Regions from separate parts of the Homo sapiens genome. Here region 1 is linked to region 2. A link is an interaction called in ENCODE POLR2A ChIA-PET data of the cell type or tissue named here. Cell type or tissue: PC-9. All regions are shown on one strand. Links, peaks and the distances in the headings refer to the core of each region. The heading gives the core; the rest is flanking DNA.

Region 1 (7,743 bases), core at 1,358-6,357, 58 kb before region 2:
TTGGGTGTGGTGGTGCACACCTGTAATCCCAGCTACTCAGGAGGCTGAGGCAAGGACAATTGCTTGAACCCGGGAAGCAGAGGTTGCAGTGAGCCAAGATCATGCCACTGCACTCCAGCCTGGGCAACAGAGTGAGACTCCATCTCAAAAAAAAACAAAAAAAAAAAAAAGAAAGAAAGAAATGGCAAAGGGTAGGATGGGAGGCAAAGGGATGGGGAGGAGGAGCCTGCAAAAAAACCAATGTCAGCCTTATGTCCTGAAAAAAAAATCAGTAAAAATTGAAATGCCCCAAACCATTAGGAAATGAGTCATATTATATAATTATATAATACATACATTATACCTAAATAATAAGCCATTTGTAGGCCGGGCATGGTGGCTCATGCCTGTAATCCCAGCACTTTGGGAGGCAGAGGTGGGCAGATCACAAGGTCAGGAGTACGAGACCAGCCTGGCCAATATGGTGAAACCCCCGTCTCTACTAAAAATACAAAAATTAGCCAGGTGTGGTGGCAGGCACCTGTAGTCCCAGTTACTCGGGAGGCTGAGGCAGGAGAATCGCTTGAATCTGGGAGGCAGACGTTGTAGTGAGCCAAGATCGTGCCACTGCACTCTAGCCTGGGCAGCAGAGCAAGACTCCGAAAAAAAAAAAAAAAGCCACTTGTGAGATAGTGGCTTCCAGGTTTTTCATCTCTGATATAGCAATTATCATTGCATCAATTACTTTGTAGTAATTTTCATACTTAACTTTCACTCTCATCAGGTGGTCATCCTCTTAAGGGTAGAGACTGTGATTAACCACCTGTTTATATACTCCAAGTCCGCTAGCATGGTGCCTAGTTAACTGAGCATATTCAGTCAATGAAGTACTTTTATATTTTATATATATGTATATATATATATTTGATAGGTAAATGTATTCACACTGTTCAAAACTCAAAGTTACATAAGGATATATAAAGTCAACAATTTCCCTTCCTTAGCCCACTGAACACCTGGTTTCCCTTCCTGGAGGTATCAATGTTACCTGTTACATAGTTCTTGTGTAATTCTTGAGAGATATTTCATGAATATTCAAACAAATATTTTGAATATACTCCTTTTTTTTTCTTTTTTGAGACAGGGTGGAATGCAGTGGTGCGATCATGGCTCACTGCAGCCTTGACTTCCCAGGCTCCAGTGATCCTCCCCTTCAGCCTCTGGAGTAGCTGCAACCACAGGCTCATGCCACCATGCCTGGCTAATTTTTGTTTGTTTGTTTCTTTCTCTGTTTGTTTGTTTTTGAGACGGAGTTTCCCTCTTGTTGCCCAGGCTGGAGTGCAATGGCATGATCTAGGCTCACCATAACCTCCGCTTCCTAGGTTCAAGCGTTTCCCCTACCTCAGCCTCCCGAGTAGCTGGGATTACAGGCATCCGCCACTATGCCCGGCTAATTTTTTGTATCTTTAGTAGAGACGGGGTTTCACCATGTTGGCCAAGCTGATCTCGAACCCCGGACCTCAGGTGATCCACCCGCCTCACCTTCCCAATGTGCTGGGATCACAGGTGTGAGCCATGTACCCGGAGAAATTTTGTATTTTTTGTAGAGCTATGGTTTTGCCATGTTGCCCAGGCTGGTCCCAAACTCCTAGAATCAAGCGATCCACCCATCTTGGCCTCCCAAAGAGCTAGGATTATAGGCATGAGCTACTGTGCCTGGCCAAATATACTCGTTTTAGCACCATGATAGCATATTATACACTGTTCTCTAGGTTGCTTGGACTTCAGGTAGTAACTGAAGTAAAAAAGGATATAAGGCAGGATGGGATTAATCCTAACAGTCTCTATGAGAAAATTGTTAAACAGCTAATAGTTCTCTGGGGAGGTTCAAGGTGGTGAGGCAGGCAGAATTATGGCTTGAGGTTGGGGGTGATAATAATAATAATTATTATTTTTTGAGACAAAGTCTCGCTCTGTCACCCAGGCTGGAGTGCAGTGGCACAATCTTGGCTCACTGCAACCTCTGCCTCCTGGGTTCAAGCAATTCTCCTGCCTCAGCCTCCCGAGTAGCTGGGATTACAGGCATGCACCACCACACCCGGCTAATTTTTGTATTTTTAGTAGAGATGGGGTTTCACCATGCTGGCCAGGCTAGTCTCAAACTCCCAACCTTGTGACCTGCCTGCCTTGGCCTCCCAAAGTGCTGGGATTACAGGCGTGAGCCACTGCGCCCGGCCAGGGATGATAATTATACTAGAAATATGGAACTGGGTGACTTCCCTTAAATCTTAGTGTCATGGCTAGAGGAGGGATAGGATGGTTAAGCCAGACTTGCAACTAATCCTAACAAATTAGCATGTAGCAGCCAAGAGGTAATGGTCACCTCAATGGTCAGCACAGGTCCTGGCACATAGTAGGCACTCCAGAGGAGTTAATTAATTATTTTGTGAATAACTGCTCTCAACCCATCTCAACTGGATCTAATCTAATGATATAATTATTGCCTTTCATCTCTAACACTATAATATTGTCTCATATATACAACCAGGCATGGGATTGGTTTCGAAATTCAGACTGGGTGAAGAGGGTATCCCCACAGGAGAAGAGCCCTAATATTGAGTATTGAAGCCCATGCAGAATTAGAAGGATGTCCCTGAATCATGGCGGCCCAGAATGGCAAGTCTAAGCCTGAAAGATTGGGAAAGCATCCACAGAGGGATGGGAGAAGGAAGAAGGGAGGGATGGGCCAGCCACAGGAGTTGGAGCCCAAGCATGGCAAGGAGGGCATGCACAGGGGGGATTGGACCAGCACAGGCTGCTGGAGCCCCAGAATATGAGGAAGGTGTCCCACATAAGGGCAGCATGGTGTGAAGTGTTTGAGTGAATGCAGGGTGATGGGGGCATATGTGTGAGGGTGGACTGGCATGGGATGTTGGGGCCCATGCAGGAGAGGAGGATACCCATGCTATGGGACAGCCTGGCACAAGACGTTGGAGTCTAAGCAGAGTGATAAAGATGTTCCCATAGAAGGGTAGCCTGGAGTCAGGTACTGGAGCCCGAGCAGGGAGAGCAGGGCCACACCTAAGCAGCCCGGGGTGAGAAGTCAGAGAGGAAATGGGGCGAGCAAGGCATCCCAGCAGGGAGGCAGCCCAGGATGGTGTGTCAGAGCCCAGGTAGAGTGGCAAGACCATCTATGCAGAAGTGGGGGTAGTAACAACTATTGGTTATGTAGACAGGGATTGATCAAATAAAAAAATACAAAGGATAATAATAAAAACCATCATTCTTGGAGAAGAGAGTTAGGAAAGGGGAGAGGAAGAAAACTGGAATAAACCCTGGGCTGTTTAATTGGAATTAGAACTATTAAAGCTATGTTTTCCAGTATAGAGAGATAGATATAAAAATAGGTAAATGTAAATATATGTACACATGTATGAATGTATATTCATATGGACACAAACACATACATACATTCCGTAGCTCTGTCCACAAAGAGGGCCTAGGAGCAGTAACACTCCAATACCAACGACAGGGATCGCCATGGTTTGTAAAACTGGTGGCTAGATAAAAAGCATAAGGAGATCTCTGTGCTCTTGCAGGTGTCATATCCTAAGCTTTGCTGAGGAGAACATCTTGATCCCGCTGTCAAAACATCTGAAGCCCATGGTGATCGGAATCTAACTAAAACTGCAAAAAAAAAAAAAAAAACCAAAAACACAAAATACCCCAGGCTCACTTTAACTTCAGATTATACTTACTCAGCTTCCTGTAGGATGGTCCTTTGTTGGGAGCAAATATTACTTTAACCTCTATTTTCCATTTTATGCAATGTCCAGCATAAATTTAAAACTACAAAGCATCTAAAGAAACAAGAAAATATAATCTATTATCAAGAGAGGAAATCATCAATAAAAGCTGGCCCCAAGTAGGTCCAGATTTTGCAATTATAAATGGGCTTTAAAATAACATTAACAAATATGACAAAGGACCTGGTGAAAAGGTAAACATCTTCTATGAACAAATGAGAAATTTTAACAAACAGTAGACACTTAAAGGATGAAAATACTAGGTCGGGCGCGGTGCTCACGCCTGTAATCCTAGCACTTTGGGAGGCCGAGGCGGGCCGATCACGAGGTCAGGAGATCAAGACCATCCTGTCTAACATGGTGAAACTCTGTCTCTACTAAAAATACAAAAAACTAGCCAGGCGTGGTGGCGGGCGCCTGTAGTCCCAGCTACTCAGGAGGCTGAGGCAGGAGAACGGCGTGAACCCGGGAGGCTGAGCTTGCAGTGAGCTGAGATTGCGCCACTGTACTTCAGCCTGGGCGACAGAGCGAGACTCCATCTCAAAAAAAAAAAAAAAGATTGAAAATACTAGAAATAAAAAACATATCAGGCCGGGCATGGTGGCTCACGCCTGTAATCCCAACACTTTGGGAGGCTGAGGCAGGCAGATCACCTGAGGTCAGGAGTTCGAGACCAGCCTGCCCAACAGAGTGAAACCCCATCTCTACTAAAAATACAAAAAATTAGCCGGGCATGGTGGCAGGTGCCCGTAATCCCAGCTACTTGGGAGGCTGAGGTGGGACAATAACTTGAATCCAGGAGGCGGAGGCTGCAGTGAGCTAAGATCATGCCACTGCACTCCAGCCTGGGTGACAAGAGCGAAATTCCATCTCAAAAAAAGAAAAAAAAAATATCAGAGGCCGGGCACGGTGGCTCACGCCTGTAATCCCAGCACTTTGGGAGGCTGAGGCGGGCGGATCACAAGGTCAGGAGATTGAGACCATCCTGGCTAACACGGTGAAACCCCGTCTCTACTAAAAATACAAAAAATTAGCTGGGCGTGGTGGCAGGCGCCTGTAGTCGCAGCTACTCGGGAGGCTGAGGCAGGAGAATGGCCTGAACCCAGGAGGCGGAGCTTGCAGTGAGCCGAGATCGCACCACTGCACTCCAGCCTGGGCTACAGAGCAAGACTCTGTCTCAAAAAAAAAAAAAAAGATCAGAAATGAAGAAGTAATTTGATGTACAGTAGACTGGACACAGCAGTGGAAATGAACAGTAAACTTAAAATCAGATCAATAAGAATATGTCATGCATTGCTTAACAATGCGAATACATTCTGAGAAATGCATCATTAGGCAATTTTGTCATTGTGTGAACATCATAGAGTATATTCACACATACCACACAGCCTACTACACACCTAGGTTGCTTGGAATAGCCTATTGCTCCTAGGCTACAAACCTGCACAGCATGTTACTGTACTGAATACAGCAGGCAATTGTAACCCAATGGTAAATATTTATATATCTAAACAAATCTAAACATAGGAAAGTTACAATAAAAATACACCATAAAAGATAAAATATGGTACACCTATATAGGGCACTTACCATAAATGGAGCTTACAGGATTGGAAGTTGCTCTGGGCGAGTAAGTGGTGAGTGAATGTGGAGGCCTAGGACATTACTGCACACTACTGTGGACTTTATAAACAGTGGACACTTCGGCTACTCTAAATTTATTTTATTTATTTATTTATTTGTTTATTTTTGAGATGGAGTTTTGCTCGTTGCCCAGGCTGGAGTACAGTGGCACAATCTCGGCTCACCGCAACCTCCATCTCCTGGGTTGAAGCGATTCTCCTACCTCAGACTCCCAAGTAGCTGGGATTACAGGCATATGCCACCATGTCCAGCTAATTTTGTAGTTTTAGTAGAGATGGGGCTTCACCATGTTGGTCAGGCTGGTCTTGAACTCCCAACTCCAGGTGGTCCACCCACCTCGGCCTCCCAAAGTGCTGGGATTACAGGCATGACCCACTGCGCCTGGCCACTAAATTTGTTTATTTTTAAAATTTTTCTTTCTTCAATAATAAATTAACCTTAGCTTACTGTAACTAAATTAACTTTATAAACTTTTTCATCTTTTAGCTTTTTGACTCTTTTAATAACACTTAACTTCAAGCACACATTGTACAGCTGTACAAAATATTTCCTTCTGTATATCCTTATTCTTTAGGCTTTTTCCTTTTATTTATTTATTTTTTTTTTTGAGACTGAGTCTCACTCTGTCACTCAGGCTGGAGTGCAATGGCACGATCTCAGCTCATTGCAACCTTTGCCTCCCAGAGTCAAGCGATTCTGCCTCAGCCTCCTGAGTAGCTGGGTCTACAGGTGTGCACCACCATGCCTGGCTAATTTTTTGTGTTTTTAGTAGAGATGGGGTTTCGCCATGTTGGCCAGGCTGGTCTCAAACTCCTGACCTCAGGTGATCCACCTGCCTTATCCTCCTAAAGTGCTGGGATTACAGGCATGAGCCACCATGCCCAGCCGCTTTTTTCTATTTTTAAAATTTGTTATTTATGTTTCTGCTTGAGGTTGTTTTACAGTCAACTTTATACATATATATATAATGTAATGTTATATATATGTGAAGTACATTCTAAAATAATGATAAATGTATACTAAATACATAAACCAGTAACATAGTCTTTTTTTGTCATTATCAAGTATTATATACTATACATTATTGTGTGTGCTATACTTTTATACAACCGGCAGCACAGGTTTGTTTACACCAGCATCACTACAAACACAGGAGAAATGTGTTGCACTACAACTTTATGATGGCTACAACATCACTAGGTGATAGGAATTTTTCAGCTTTATTATAATCTTATGGGGCCAACATCATATATGTGGTCTGTTGTTGGCTAAACTGTCATTATACAGCACGTGACTGTAATCCAACTAAAACACAAATAGAAAAATGTTGGGGGGATAAAACAGAGCATCTATGATCCTTAGGATGATAGCAAATGGTTTAACATATTTGTAATTGAAGTCCCATAAGGAAAAGAAAGAGTGAGACAGAAGAAATCTTTGGAGAGATAATAGACAAGAATTTTCTAAAACTAATAAAAGAAATCAAGTCACAGATTGCATCAGCTCAGTGAACTCCAAGCAGAATAAATACAAAGAAAACCAACCTCAGGTACATCACAGTCAAAGTGTTGAAAATCAAAGATAAAAATAAATTATTAAAAGCAGCCAAAGAAAAATTATGAATGATGGGTAATTTCTCATCAGAAACAGTAGAGGCCAGAAGACAATAGAAAAGCTTCCCCATCCCCTAATATGGTTTGGCTGTGTCCCCACCCAAATCTCATCTTGAATTGTAGCTCCCATAATTCCTACATGTTGTGGGAGGGACCCGGCGGGAGGTAACTGAATCACGGGAGTGAATCTTTCCCATGCTGTTCTTGTGATAACGTCTCACGAGACCTTATTTCTGACTGGACTCAGACTTAGATGTAGAAGCTCACAGAGAGGAAAGTCTGTGTCTCTTCGCAATTTGTTCCTGGCGCTTCTCTTTAGCCTCCTTCATTCCCTTGCCTAAAAGTTTAGCATATTCTGCAGCCTCTTCCTTATTTTTCTTAGTACACGGCTTCTTCAGAGCAATATGCTGCCCTTTGTGCTGCAGGAAATGTGGAGTAACAAGATGCTGAATCTTGGGTGCTTTGGTCCTAGGTTTCTTACCTCCTTTGTTTGAGGGCTTTCTTACAACATACTGGCGGACATCATCTTCTTCAGAGAGATTGGAAAGTTTGCAGATTCTGCTAGCTTTTTTGGGCCCCAGGCGACAAGGCACCATAGTATCAGTCAGTCCAGGAATATCCTTCTTTACTTTTTTTTTTTTTTTAACAATAATCAAGTTGAGAATGCTCAGATTGGCATCCACTATGCAACCACGAACTGA
Region 2 (7,743 bases), core at 1,389-6,388:
TTCTCGAGTAGCTGGGACTACAGGCATGTACCATCATGCCCAGATAACTTTTGCATTTTTAGTAGAGATGGGGTTTCACCATCCAGGCTGGTCTCGATCTCTCTCTCTCTCTCTCTTTTTTTTTTTTTTTTTTTTTGAGATGGAGTCTCACTCTGTCACCTAGGCTAGAGTGCAGTGGCGCAATCTTGACACATTGCAACCTCCGTCTCCTGGGTTCAAGCAATTCTCTGTCTTGGCCTCCCGAGTAGCTGGGATTACAGGCACACGCCACCACTCCCGGCTAATTTTTGTATTTTTAATAGAGATGGGGTTTCGCTATCTTGGCCGGTCTGCTCTTGAACTCCTGACCTTGTGATCCGCCTGCCTTGGCCTCCCAAGGTCTCAATCTCTTGACCTAGTGATCCACCCGCCTCGGCCTCCCAAAGTGCTAGAATTACAGGCATGAGCCACCGCGCCCAGCCGACGTGGGTTTCAATACACTGGAGACTCCTGGTTTTTCTCCTGTCTTGCTGGCCACTCCTTCTCAGTCTTCCTAGCTAGTACTTCCTCATTCCCACCCACTCCCCACCCTAAATGTCAGAGTACCCAGGGCTGAATCCTCGGACCTATTCTCTATATTCCCTACTTTCACTCATCTCTTAGTGGCCACATCCAGTCTCATGATTTTTAATACCACCTACTTGCTCAGGATTCTCCAATTGATATCTCCCTTCTAAGTCCTTCCTTGGGTTCCAGACTCATATATTCAGCTGCCTACAGGTATATGTCAGGAATCTCAAACTTAATACCTCTAAAACTCAACTCCTGACTCCACTCCTCCCCAGCGTGTTTCTCCCACAGTCTTCCCCACATCAGGAAATAGCCATGTCATCCTTCTAAATTACTCAAGCCAGGACTCCTCTCTTACACCTCCCACACCCAATCTGTCAACAAGTCCTGCAGGTCTACTTTCATCATACATCTGGAATCTGACTACTTTTCTCCACTCTCAGCTACCAACATTTCTGACCTGGGTCATGGCAGTAGCCTCCTAACTAGTCTTCTTGCCTTGATTCTTACCTCTCAACAGTCAATTCTCAACATAGCAGAAAGGGGTCCTTTGAAAACATAAGTCAGCTGGGCGTGGTGGCTCACGCCTATAATCCTAGCATTTTGGGAGGCTGAGGCAAGTGGATCACTTGAGGCCAGGAGTTGAGGCCAAGAGTTGGGGCCAGGACTTCAAGACCAGCCTGGCCAACATGGCAAAACTCCATCTCTACTAAAAATACAAAAAATGGCTGGGCACAGTGGCTCATGCCTATAATCCCAGCACTTTGGGAGGTGGGTGGATCACCTGAGGTCAGGAGTTTGAGACCAGCCTGGTTAACATGGTGAAACCCCGTTTCTACTAAAAATACAAAAAATTAGCCAGGCCTGGTGGCGTGGACCTATAATCATAGCTACTCAGAAGGCTGAGGCAGGAGAATTGCTTGAACCCAGGAGCTGGAGGTTACAGTGAGCCAAGATGGTGCCACTGCACTCCAGCCTGGGCGACAGAGAGTGAGACTCTATCTAAAAAAAAAAAAAAAAAAAAACACCAAAATAACATAGCGGTCATGCTTCTGCCTCAGAGCCTTTGCACTCTCCGTTTCCTCTGCCTGGAACACTCAGATACCCTCGTGGCTCTCTCCAACACCAACTTCAGCTCTTCACTCAAACATCCCTTGTCATTAAGGACTTCCAGCCCCTCTCCCCCCCAGCACTCCCTCTCCCTTGTCCCTGCTTTGTTTTTCTCCATGGCACTTATCAACATGTGGGAAACAATAACAATGGCCCCCAAGGATGCACATATCCTAATCCCTGGAATGCGTGAACATGTTATCTTACATGGCAATGGGGAATTAGGTTGCAGATAGAGTTAAGGTTGCTAATCATCTGACCTTAAAATAAGGAGATTATTTTGTATTGTCTGAATGGGCCCAATGTAGTCAAAAGGGTCTTGAAAAGTGGAAGAAAAGGCAAAAGAAGATGTCAGAGCGATGCAATGTGAGAAGACTCAACCCATCATTGCAGGCTTTGAAGATGGAGGAAGGGGCCACAAGCCAGGGAATGCAGGAGCCTCTAGAAGGTGGAAAAGGCAAGAAAACACGCTCTCCCTTATCGCCTCTAGGAAAAAGGATAGCCCTGCCGACTGCTGGATTTTAGCCCATTGAGCTACAATTGCATCAGACTTCTGACTGTGAGATAATAAATTATTTGTGTTGTTTTAAGCCACTAAAATTTTGGTAATTTTTTACAGAAGTTATAGGAAAAATATATATACCATCTCACAAACTAGATATCTACTTTTTCTTCTGCTGCTTCTCTTTTTTTTTTTTTTTTTTTTAAGAGATGTGGTCTCACTATGTTGCCCAGGCTGGTCTCGAACTCCTGGCCTCAAGAAATCCTTCCACCTCTGCCTCCCAAAGTGCTGGGATTACAGGTATGAGCCATCATGCTTGGCTGATATTTGCTTCTTCATTTTTTTTTTTTGTCTGCATTCTCTACCATCAATAGATACGAACTCCCTCATGGCAGAGATATTTGACTACTCTATGCTAGGTGCCTAGAAAAATACCTAGCATATAGGTATTGAGTGAGTGCTCAATAAATCTTTTGTTGAATAAATGAATATCTGTGTGTCTGTGGGTGTGTATTGGGAAGGGATGAAGAAAAGGAAAGATGAGGCCACAGTTGTGATGTGGAAAGATCACATGTTTGTGTATAAAAGAAGTAGGACACTAACTTGAGCTTCTAGAGACAGGTTATTACCTTAGGCCAAGATTGCTCATTCTTGGGAAAGAGAAGAGACCCAACAACTTTCTACGTATGAAGCAGGGATGTGAGGACAAGGTCCAACTTGAATGTGAGGACAAGGTCTAACTGTAAATCACCAAACAAAAAATGTCTCCCTTAATAGCTCCTTCACACCACAGGAAATGGTGTCTTCTAGTCCAATCCTCTTCTTTTTATTTATTTATTTTTGAGACAGGGTCTTCCTCTGTTGCCCAGGCTGGAGTGCAGTGGCACAATCACAGCTCACTGCAGCCAAGACATCCTGGGCTGAAGCAATCCTCTCACCTCAGCCTCCCAAGTATCTGGAACCACAGGTGCACACCACCACACCTGGCTTTTTTTCTATTTTTCTGTAGGTCTTGTAGAGTCTATTTTTGTCTTGCTATGTTTCCCAGGCTGGTCTCAAACTCCTAGGCTCAAGTGATCCTCCCCTCTGGCTTCCCAAAGTGTTGGGATTACAAGTGTGAGCCACCGTTTCCAGCCTGTCCTCTTCTGAGAGGTCAGTGTGGATTACCAACTTGATTAGAAAGCTTTTAGAACTGGCCATGCTGGGGAGATGGAACATGGTGCCCCAGATAACTCTGAAGTCTTCCCCTCTTAAGATAACATCATAAAGGAGGTCAGTCTGGTGAGGAAAGCTCTTCTAAGGTCAGGAAGTTCATTGTCACCACCATACATTTTTGATTCAGTTACAAACCCTACAGCATTAACAAGGGAGTTGGGGCCAGCCTAGGGCCGGGCTTGGGTTTCTATGACAACTGCACATGTTGAAGAGCGTTTGGAGGGAAGATATCAGGTTCAATATGCAACTGCCTTTTCTCTGCTCTTGTTTCCCATCATTAAAGGTCGTACAGCCAGTTTGCCTTGGTGGTGTGTGGTGGTCCAAGTCCTCTCTCCAAGTCAGTCAGAAGCACTAGGCCTTCAATTTCATGGAGGAAATTCACCTAGTGATGACGTGACCTGCCGACTCCTGTTTGTCTCTCTCTGCTTTCCCCATTCCTCCCCTCTCGAGGCTTCCCTGCACCACCACCCTGGGACCTTTTCTTCCTGACTCAGCCTGTTTTGAAAGTCACTAGACTACAACATCGTTTTCTCATTAAAAACCACAGAATTAGACCAGGTGCAGTAGCTCACGACTGTAATCCCAGCACTTTGGGAGGCCAAGGCAGGTGGATCACCTGAGGTCAGGTGCTCAAGACCAGCCTGGCCAACATGGTGAAACTCTGTCTCTACTAAAATTACAAAAATTAGCTGGGCATCGTGGCAAGTGCCTATAATCCCAGTTACTCAGGAGGCTGAGGTAGGAAAATTGCTTGAACTCGGGAGGCAAAGGTTACAGTGAGCTGAGATCATGCCACTGAACTCCAGCCTGGGAGAACGAGACTCCATCTCAAAAATAAATAATAAAAATAATAAATAAATAAATATAATAATACTATAAAAATAAGTAATATAAATATAATAAATATAAATAAAAATAAATGAATGAATAAATAACCACAGAATTGAGTTCCTGTTAGCCCTTCATGGTATTATCCGTCACAGCCAAAACCACAGGAACTCAGCAGTTCTCTGGGCTGTGTACTCAAATTCAGAGTCAAGGTTTAGATAAGGTCATGTTCCATTTGATTGGAATATAAAGAAATCTGGGAGTTATGTAAATGAATCAAGGATTGAAGTATGGTGTGAATCTGAGCAGAAAGAAGTTGGAATCAGGAAGAAACAGCTTGAAGGTCATTGCAGGTATTAGGAGGTAAAGCCTAGATGGTTGTGATAGCAGTGGGTTGGATCAAAATGGATGGCAGAGACATTTAATGGGAAGGAAATACTTTGGCAAAAATATATTAGAGTGGCCAGGAGTGTTAGTTCATGCCTATAATCCCAGCACTTTGGGAGGCCAAGGCAGTCGAATTGCTTGAGTTCAGGAGATCGAGACCAGCCTGGGCAACATGGCAAAACCCCGTCTCTACTAAAAATACAAAAATTAGCCGGGCATGGTGGTGAGCACTTATGGTCCCAGTTACTCTGGAGGCTGAGGTGGGAGGATCACAGTGGGAGGTTGAGACTATAGTGAGCCATGGTCGCACCACTGAACTCCAGCCCACGTGAGAGAGGGAGACCCTGTCTCAAAAAAAAAAAAAAGAAAAGAAAAGAAAAGAAAAGTATATCAGAGAAGTAAGAAAGGGGAAGATTTGGAGATGATGATATTTCCGGGTAGGCCACTGGTAGACTGATGTTGCCTTTGGTAGAAGTAGAAGAGTTGTGAAACTGGGCCAGTTTTACAGATAAATTTAGCTTCAGATGTTCTGAGAAGGAATGCCAGCATATCCATGAGGATAAACTGTGCTTGTTCAGTCAATAAATGCTACTGGGCATCTCCTGTGGCGGGAGCTGAAGAGACACTGGGAGATTTAACAATATCTGTGATGTGGTTTCTGTCCTTAAGAGCCTTGGGGTAGGCACATATATATTTAATAAAATGTATCAAGTGATACGTCTGCATAAGAGACACACAGATTGCTCTTAGACATTCAGATTAGAGCAAGACTGCATCTGGCTGGAGTCAGGTATAGAACTTCAATGAGAGGAATGGCATAGTAGGAACGCAGATAGGGCTTTTGTTTTGGTGCACTCTTCCTGCAACCTTTTTCATTCAGACAATGATTTCATTTGTTTTCATTTGACATAATACCCACCAAATTCAACTTGACCCCAAAGAATCCTTTAGAGCTGGTTTCTTTTTTTTTTTTTTTTTTGAGACAGAGTCTTGCTCTGTCACCCAGGCTAAAGTGCAGTGGTGCGATCTCGGCTCACTGCCAGCTCCGTCTCCCAGGTTCACACCATTCTCCTGCCTCAGACTCCTGAGTAGCTGGGACTACAGACACCCGCCACCACGCCCGGCTAATTTTTTGTATTTTTAGTAGAGACAGGGTTTCACCGTTAGCCAGGATGGTCTCGATCTCCTGACCTCGTGATCCACCCGCCTCGGCCTCCCAAAGTGCTGGGATTACAGGCGTGAGCCACCGCGCCCGGCCGTGGAGCTGGTTTCATCCATACCAACATCCAGTCCAGGACGGGTGAGACCCTGGAAACGAACATGCTCAGTGAAGGGCTGTGTGACAAGGTCAGGGGAATGGCAGCCTGGGTCTGAGGCTCAGGGAAACTTGAACCTTAAGACTGGAGGAGAAAAAAAAGCTGTCAAGGAAACTAAATAAGAAAGGCTGGTGTCACAGAATTCAAGAAAAAGGGTGCTTTAAGAATTGGGTATTTGGCTAGGCGCAGTGGCTCACGCCTGTAATCCCAGCACTTTGGGAGGCCGGGGCAGGTGGATCACAAGGTCAAGAGATCGAGACCATCCTGAACAACACGGTGAAACCCCGTCTCTACCAAAAATACAAAATTAGCCGGGCGTGGTGGCACGAGCCTGTAGTCCCGGCTACTTGGGAGGCTGAGGCAGGAGAATCACTTGAACCCGGGAAGTGGGGGTTGCAGTGAGCCGAGATCGCACCACTGCACTCCAGTCTGGTGACAGAGCGAGACTCCGTCTCAAAAAAAAAAAAAAAAAGAAAAGAAAAAGAATTGGGTATTCAGCAAAGTCAAATGCTACAGAGAAGTTAGAAAGAATTAAAATTAAATAACTGTGTTTGCTATGCAAAACCTCAGGGGACAATGTTAAATTCAAATCAACCACAAAGCATTATGATTTTGAATAGTTTATGATACCCAACATCTTATTCCTATTCATACCTATCTACTCACCCACATACCTCCAACACTTTTAGTCCATAAGCTACTAGACTGCAATTGAGTACACACCCCAACAGGAAGAAATTTGACAAGCAGGGTCAGTAGTAGTTTCAATGGAATGACCCCAAGAAGTTTCATTTTTTGAGGTTTTAAAATCAGATCTAGATAGGCCTGTTCGACCAGTAATTCCTTCATTCATGTCTGTGTCATCTCTACTGATAACTTCAGTTCCAGCGCATCTACAGTTAGCAAAAAGTTCTTATAAATCATGTCCTTCCTCTTCAGGTGTTTTGTTCACCAGAATTTTGCCATGTTTGGGAGATTTGGGGGAGCATCACAAAATATTATTCTGTAAATAGGCTTTGTTTTGTTTTGTTTGAGACAGAGTTTTGCTCTGTCGCCTAGGCTGGAGTGCAGTGGCGTGATCTCAGCTCACTGCAACCTCTGTCTTCTGAGTTCAAGCGATTCTCCTGCCTCAGTCTCCCGAGTAGCTGAGATTACAGGTGCCTGCCACCATGCCCAGCTAATTTTTGTATTTTTAGTAGAGACGGGGTTTCACCATGTTGGCCAGGCTAGTCTTGAACTCCTGACCTCAGTTGATCCTCCCACCTCAGCCTCCCAAAGTGCTGGGATTACAGGTGTGAGCCACTGTGCCCAGCCACCATAAAAACCCATACATAGGTTTTTATGATCAGAGCAAAAGTTTTATAACTTTCAAATCACACCCACACTGTTTATTATAAATACTAGTGACTTGCAAAGCTATATTTTATTTTTTTCTTATTGACTAGCCTACTGGCATAAGATTACTCATCCTAGATGAGACTGTTACTGCCAGGAGATGTTTTTATTTTTTTTGAGACAGGTTCTTGCTCTGTTCCCCAGGCTGGCTGGAGTGCAGTGGCCCAATCACGGTTCACTGCAACCTCGACCTCCTGGGCTTAAGTGATCCTCCCACCTCAACCTCCTGAGAAGCTGGGACTATAGGTGTGCAACACCACACTCAGCTCATTTAAAAATTATTTGTACAGATGAGGTCTCACCATGTTGCTCAGGCTGGTCTCTAACTCCTGGACTCAAGCAACCCACCTGCCTCGGCCTCCCAAGGTGCTAGGATTGGCTAGGCGCAGTGGCTCACACCTGTAATCCCAGAACTTTGGGAGGCTGAGATGGGCAGATCAC

What was found. ChIA-PET counts read pairs that join two places held together with the same protein. Peaks named below come from ENCODE experiments on the same cell type or tissue, not always from the same donor. Only the 100,000 strongest peaks of a DNase experiment are listed, where the experiment ranks them.
Region 1: POLR2A ChIA-PET joins it to region 2 with 5 read pairs; 5 of 35 experiments call an interaction of 5 or more read pairs at or near these places.

The regions. Positions count from the first base shown.
Region 1 is chr12:12,851,267-12,859,009 of GRCh38, reverse strand. It overlaps the pseudogene RPS6P1. Among named protein-coding and RNA genes, the nearest start is that of GPRC5A, 36 kb to the left of the region's middle. In PC-9, for the core only: no CTCF peak of the experiment used is centred there; no DNase peak of the experiment used is centred there.
Region 2 is chr12:12,793,765-12,801,507 of GRCh38, reverse strand. No RefSeq gene overlaps it. Among named protein-coding and RNA genes, the nearest start is that of APOLD1, 12 kb to the right of the region's middle. In PC-9, for the core only: no CTCF peak of the experiment used is centred there; no DNase peak of the experiment used is centred there; H3K27ac peaks cover 4,013 bases.